2 separate regions of the Homo sapiens genome follow, and region 1 is linked to region 2. Evidence: chromatin loops called from intact Hi-C (ENCODE). Cell type or tissue: prostate gland. All regions are shown on one strand. Each heading gives the region's core, and the rest is flanking DNA. Links, peaks and the distances in the headings are about the cores only. Region 1 has its middle 61 kb from the start of TEX48. Region 2 has its middle 380 kb from the start of DELEC1.

What was found. Hi-C counts contacts between places; a loop is a spot of excess contacts. Peaks named below come from ENCODE experiments on the same cell type or tissue, not always from the same donor. Only the 100,000 strongest peaks of a DNase experiment are listed, where the experiment ranks them.
Region 1: it touches region 2 in a loop (10-fold over the local background); 27 of 110 quality-filtered maps call a loop at or near these places.

What each region holds. Positions count from the first base shown.
Region 1 is chr9:114,741,420-114,744,345 of GRCh38, forward strand. No RefSeq gene overlaps it. Among named protein-coding and RNA genes, the nearest start is that of TEX48, 61 kb to the left of the region's middle. In prostate gland, for the core only: no CTCF peak of the experiment used is centred there; no DNase peak of the experiment used is centred there.
Region 2 is chr9:115,519,462-115,522,387 of GRCh38, forward strand. No RefSeq gene overlaps it. Among named protein-coding and RNA genes, the nearest start is that of DELEC1, 380 kb to the left of the region's middle. In prostate gland, for the core only: no CTCF peak of the experiment used is centred there; no DNase peak of the experiment used is centred there.

The sequences.
Region 1 (2,926 bases), core at 175-2,674, 780 kb before region 2:
AAAGAAACTGTGGTATATATAGATGATGGAATACTACTCAGTCATAAAAAGAAATGAAAAAAGGCCACTGCATTTGCAGTGACCTGGATGAGACTGGAGACTATTATTCCAAGTGAAGTAACTCAGGAATGGAAAACCAAACATCGTATGTTCTTACTGATATGTGGGAGCTAAGCTATGAGGACACAAAGGCATAAGAATGATACAATGGACTCTGAGGACTTAGGGGGAAGAGTGGGAAGGGGGTGAGGGATAAAAGACTACAAATAGGGTGCAGTGTGTACTGCCTGGCTGATGGGTGCACCAAAATCTCACAAATCACCATGAAAGAACTTACTCTTGTAACCAAATACCACCTGTACTCCAATAACTTATGGAAAAATGAAATAAAAAAATAAAATTTAAAGTAAAAAACACTTTTGGCTCTTTTTCTTAATTTTTTTTAAACAATAAAGATAAAATGACAATTTTATCCAATGGCAGATAAATAGAAAAAAGTTTAACTATATTAGTTATCAAAAAATACAAACAAACCTTTTTTCCTTATCGATTTGCAAATATTTAGAAAAAAAAGACTGCCCAATGACGATGAAAGAATGTGGAATTCCACCGTCTCATACACTATTGACATAAATATAAATTAGCTTTTGTGAAGGAAAAAATTTGCAATATGTATCAAAACATTCTTGACCCAGAATTTACTTCTTAGATTATCTCCTGGAAAAATAACTCTGAATGTGTATGAAGATACATCAAATAAGGATCACAGTGTGATGTATAATAAACAGCAAAATCTGGCAATAATCTAAATGTTCAACATCTGATTGATTATATAATGTATGCTACAGCCACTCTATTGGTCAGGATTAGATTTGGCCATGTGTAACAGAAAATCCTAAATAACAGTAACTTAAACATAAATGGATTTGCCCTTTTCTACCTAAACAAAATCTGGAGGTAGGTAGTTTGGGTCACAAAGTTATTTAGAACTCAGGTTCCTTCTGTGTTTTCACTATTGCTATTCTTCGTGCAAGTTCAAGCTGTCTGCTAGAGCTACAGCTATTGTGTTCACATTCAATATGGAAGAGAGGAATGGCAACGTGCACAGCTTATTGGCCAGACCTTGATAATATGTATCTGCAAAGAGACTTGGAAAGGTAGATCTTTAGCTGGACACATTGCCTACAGCTTTGGCATAAGGAACAGAAAGAAATGAGAGAGAATGGGCATTGGATAGGCCTATGGTCTTCAAAAAACCTTGCTCACATGTTCCTGAAAAGGATTTTGAGTCTGGTCATGGTGGCTCATGACTGTAATCCCAGAACTTTGGGGGGCCGGGGTCAGGACTTTGAGACCAGCCTGGCCAACATGGTGAAACCCTGTCTCTACTTAAGATACAAAAATTAGCCAGGCATGGTGGCATGCACCTGTAGTCCCAGCTACTATGGAGGCTGAGGCATGATAGTTGCTTGAACCCAGGAGGCAGAGGTTGCAGTGAGCCCATATCAGGTCACTGCACTCCAGCCTGGGCGACAGAGCAAGACTGTCTCAAAAAAAAAAAAAAAAAAAAAAAATTTTGAAAAATTATCTACCATTTTGTACTTCTTTAAATTGTTCCTGATTTTTTTTTAAAATCACAGGTGTACATGAATATGAAGAATACAACTTCTGGCCCATTGTAAATATTGACATAAAAAATAAAGCTGTTGCATCATCTCTTAAAATACACCCAATGGAATGTAAATACCATTGTGATGTAATAGCCACCATCCTCCACCTAAAACATAACTCAAACTGTTGGCAAATCTCTATTTTTCTTTTTTCTCATTCTACTTCTTCTACAGACTTTTTCCTAATATAGTATATATTTTTCTGTTTGAAAGTTTTTTGAATTGACCACCTTATACCTTTCCGCCACAACAATATATATAGAAATATAAATTTTAACTTCATGTGGCTTTAAGATTTTAAAAGTATTAAAATATTTCTTTGGATTATCATTACAATTATTAATACTAGGTGGGGAGCAGTGGCTTATGCCTGTAAATCCCAGCGTTTTGGGAGGCTGAGGCGGGAGGATCGCTTGAGCTCAGAAGTTCAAGACCAGCCTGGGCAACATAGTGAGACACTGTCTCTACAAGAAATTTTTGAAAAAATTAGCCAGGCATGGCAGTGCATGCCTGTGGTCCCAGCTGCTTGTGGGGCTGAGGTAGAATTGCTTGAGCCTGGCAAGTCAAGGCTGTGGTGAGCTATGATTGTGCCACTGCACTCCAGCTCCTGGAGGGTATGGTATCTGCATAAACTATTTGGTATTTTTTTTGGTATAGCAGATTTGTCTCTTCTCCTTTTGTTAACTTAGTCACTCTTTTTTGTTTATATCAACACAGACTCATGGATATTTATTTTATACTTTGGGCCATAATCCAATACTATCTTATTGATTTGGTTGCTCAAATGGTTCCAGCTTTGGCCATTGGATGATCTTTTAATTGGCTACTGGGTCCCTTGGAAATAATCCCATCATTTTGTCTTTTGAGCATTTTCTTACTTTTTAGCATGAGAGGCCATTTCTTTTTTTTTCTTTTTTCTTCAACCTTTATTTTATTTATTATTATTATTATTTTATTTTATTTTTGAGACAGTCTCACTCTATCGCCCAGGCTGGGGTGTAGTGGTGCAATCTTGGCTCACTGCAACTTACGTCTCCTAGGTTCAAGCAATTCTTGTGCCTCAGCCTCCAGAGTAGCTGGGATTACGGGTGAGCACCACCACGCCAGGCTAATTTTTTTTTTTTTGTATTTTTGGTAGAGATAGGGTCTCACCATGTTGGCCATGGCTGGTCTCTAAATCCTGGCCTCAAGTGATCTGCCCGCCTTGGCTTCCCAAAGTGCTGGGATTACAGGTGTGAGCCACCGTTCCTGGCCTT
Region 2 (2,926 bases), core at 313-2,812:
AGTACACCATGCTTAGGATCCATTATAGCTAGTCCATAGATGAGGTCTTAATTTGTGTCAATACAATAATAACTCAATGAGCTAGGAACAGAGACTTTTAGTCAGTTTCACACCTGAAGTCTAGATGTGAAGGACTTATTTGTTTGATGTAAATATGTTTTTAGCAGAATTTATGGAAAGCTTGGCATGGCTCCTACTTTGATTGGCTCAGAAGTCAAGCATGGCCCCATTATATCTACAGAGAGGAGTGATGAGCTGTGTGCTGCTGGACTAAAGCCCAAGCGGGCTAGCCAAGCCAGAGCAGTACCCACCACACTGGCCCTGGAGCAGGACCAATGCATGAATATCCTCCCTAGTCTACCTCTGGGTGCTAATGTTTCCAATGAGATTGGGAGGCCTGGGCCCGTCTACTGGAGGAATGGATCTCAGGCTTTCAAACTGGCTGCAGAACTAACTTTACATATATCTGACTTCCCTGACTTATTAGAGCCTGCTGACCCTGGGAGATGACAGCTTTGGTTGGATGGATGAAGGTGGGGTGAGAATGATTAATAACCAGAGTTTCTCTGGAATCAACATTCATGGCAGAAGATAAGTACTAATCGGTATAGTTGTTGCACAGGCTGCTAGTTGTGTGTATTTTCAGATAACGGGGTTAGGATATTCTCTTACAGAATATTGTTACACATCTTATGGATTTAGAGAACTGGTAATATGTAGACCCTCTTATACTGTGGGTTCTTGGTACTGGCTTAGAGCATTTAGCTACTGTTTATTGGGAATACATAGTGAAAGATTAAAATAGAATAAAATTATCTGATGCTGTGTTAATTTTCAGAGTTGTTAAAATTATGTTATGTGTAAAGGAAGGGATATTTCCTATTCATACATTTAATTAGATAGATGGTGGGTAGATAGATTAAAAAAAAAAGACTTCTAAATGCTAAGAATTCATTTAAGCAGTGCATGAGATGCTCTTCATTTAATCCTTAGCACAGGTCTAAGAGTTAGGTACTGATATTATTCTCAAGAACCTGGATTTAGAAAAGATGATAACTTCCTTGCCCAAAGTCATACAGATAGTTAGTGAAAGACCTGCACTCTAAATACGGGATGTGTGCTTCCAAATTTTAAGCTAAGTTTCTACAGTGTCCCACTGCTTTTGAGGGACTCAACACATAATTGACTCTCATTCCCTTTCCTTCACGCTTGACCACCACGTCTGCTCACAGCAAGAGCAAATGCCACCTGCTTTCTCCACATGCATTCAGAACAGCTCTGTTCACACCAGGGGCATTCTTCCCAGCTGAAACTCTGGCCTGGAGTCTGTTCACACAGCCTGAGCTAATAAAGATCCAAGAAGCTCCTGGCTTCACTGAAAACATCAGAGGCAAAAGAATGCAGAATAGGAGCAATGGATACTGTCCAGAGGAAAATGGGCTCCTGTTCGAGCAGACCTTGTTTCACCTCTCAAGCAAGGGCAGAATGTGGGAATATGAGGAGTCCCAAGCTGCCATGGAAACAAATGACCACAGGTTGTACCACAGCATTATTTCATCTTTCCTAACCTCTCCCTTTAAATTCTCATATTATCTGCACTAGTATATTTAGTCATTTATTTTTTAACCCAATCATTGTTTCAGCATGCATCATTTGTCAAATGCTATGTTTGGTGTTGGAGAGATGATAAAAGGATAAGGCAACCCTGCTTACTACCTGCTAGAGTCTATTTATCTGGTGGGAAAGTCAGGTGTCTAAGCCTAGACTTGAAGGAAGAGTGGGAATTCTCCAGTAATTGGGATGAGGATGGAAAGAACTGTTTTCTGTATGAATAGGAAATGTGGTGAGGCAGGAGGGTTGGATTTGAGAGTGCATAGGATGATTTCACAGAATTCAGTCATTCAGTGTGACTTGGATAAGATATCACAGGTGGAGAGATACACGGCTGAGTATTAGGAGACGAAGCTGGCAGGAGGTGCAGGGCCAGATTGTGAATGGCAGTCTAAGCCTCTCAAAGAGTTTGGGTTTTATGCTTCTCAACACACTTAGGAAAGACAAAGTTTATACTGTATATCACATACAATTGTTAAAATTAAGGATCAGATCATAGAAATGAATCACTTGAAGCCAGATTCTGCAGCCAAATTTGGCTAAAGAAGCAACAGGGTGGAAGAAAGAGAAATGATAGAAAGCATTTAAGAGTGCAATTTGCTTTTCTCACCTGAAGGTGCTGGTGCAAGTTAGGTTTCTGACCTCTCCAACAGGCATCTTGTGCCCTGATCCTCATCACCCATCAATCAAAGAACAGCCCTGCCTATCCTACTTCGTAGTTATGAAGACTGCTACGGTTTTGCTGTGCCCCACCCAAGTCTCATCTTGAATTGTAGTTACCATAATACCCACGTGTCATGGTGGGGGGCCTCGTGGCAAGTGATTAGATTACAGGGCAGTCCCCCCATGCTGTTCTCATGATACTCAGTGAATTCTCATGAGATCTGATGGTTTTATAAGGGGCTTTCCTTCATTTCATCTGCACTTCTCTTTCCTGCTGCTGTGTGAAGAAGGACGTGTTTGCTTCTCCTTCCACCATGATTGTAAGTTTCCTGAGGCCTCCCCAGCCATGTGGAACTGTGAGTCAATTAAACCTCTTTCCTTTATAAATTAGCCAGTCTTGGGTATGTCTTCATAGCAGCATGAGAATGGACTAATACAAAGACCAAATGAACAGTGACTGGGAAAGGACTATGTACTTATTTATCTCCTCTCTCCTTTTAGGTCTCTAGCTTGAGATAGAGATATCACTCTATGGCCCACAAACTAGGAGGTTTTATTCTTCAGAAGCCAAGAGATTCTTTCTCTAACAGAGTTTCCCATGGCCTGGAAGATAACCTATGACTCTCTAACCCAGTAAGCATGGCTGCTGGCC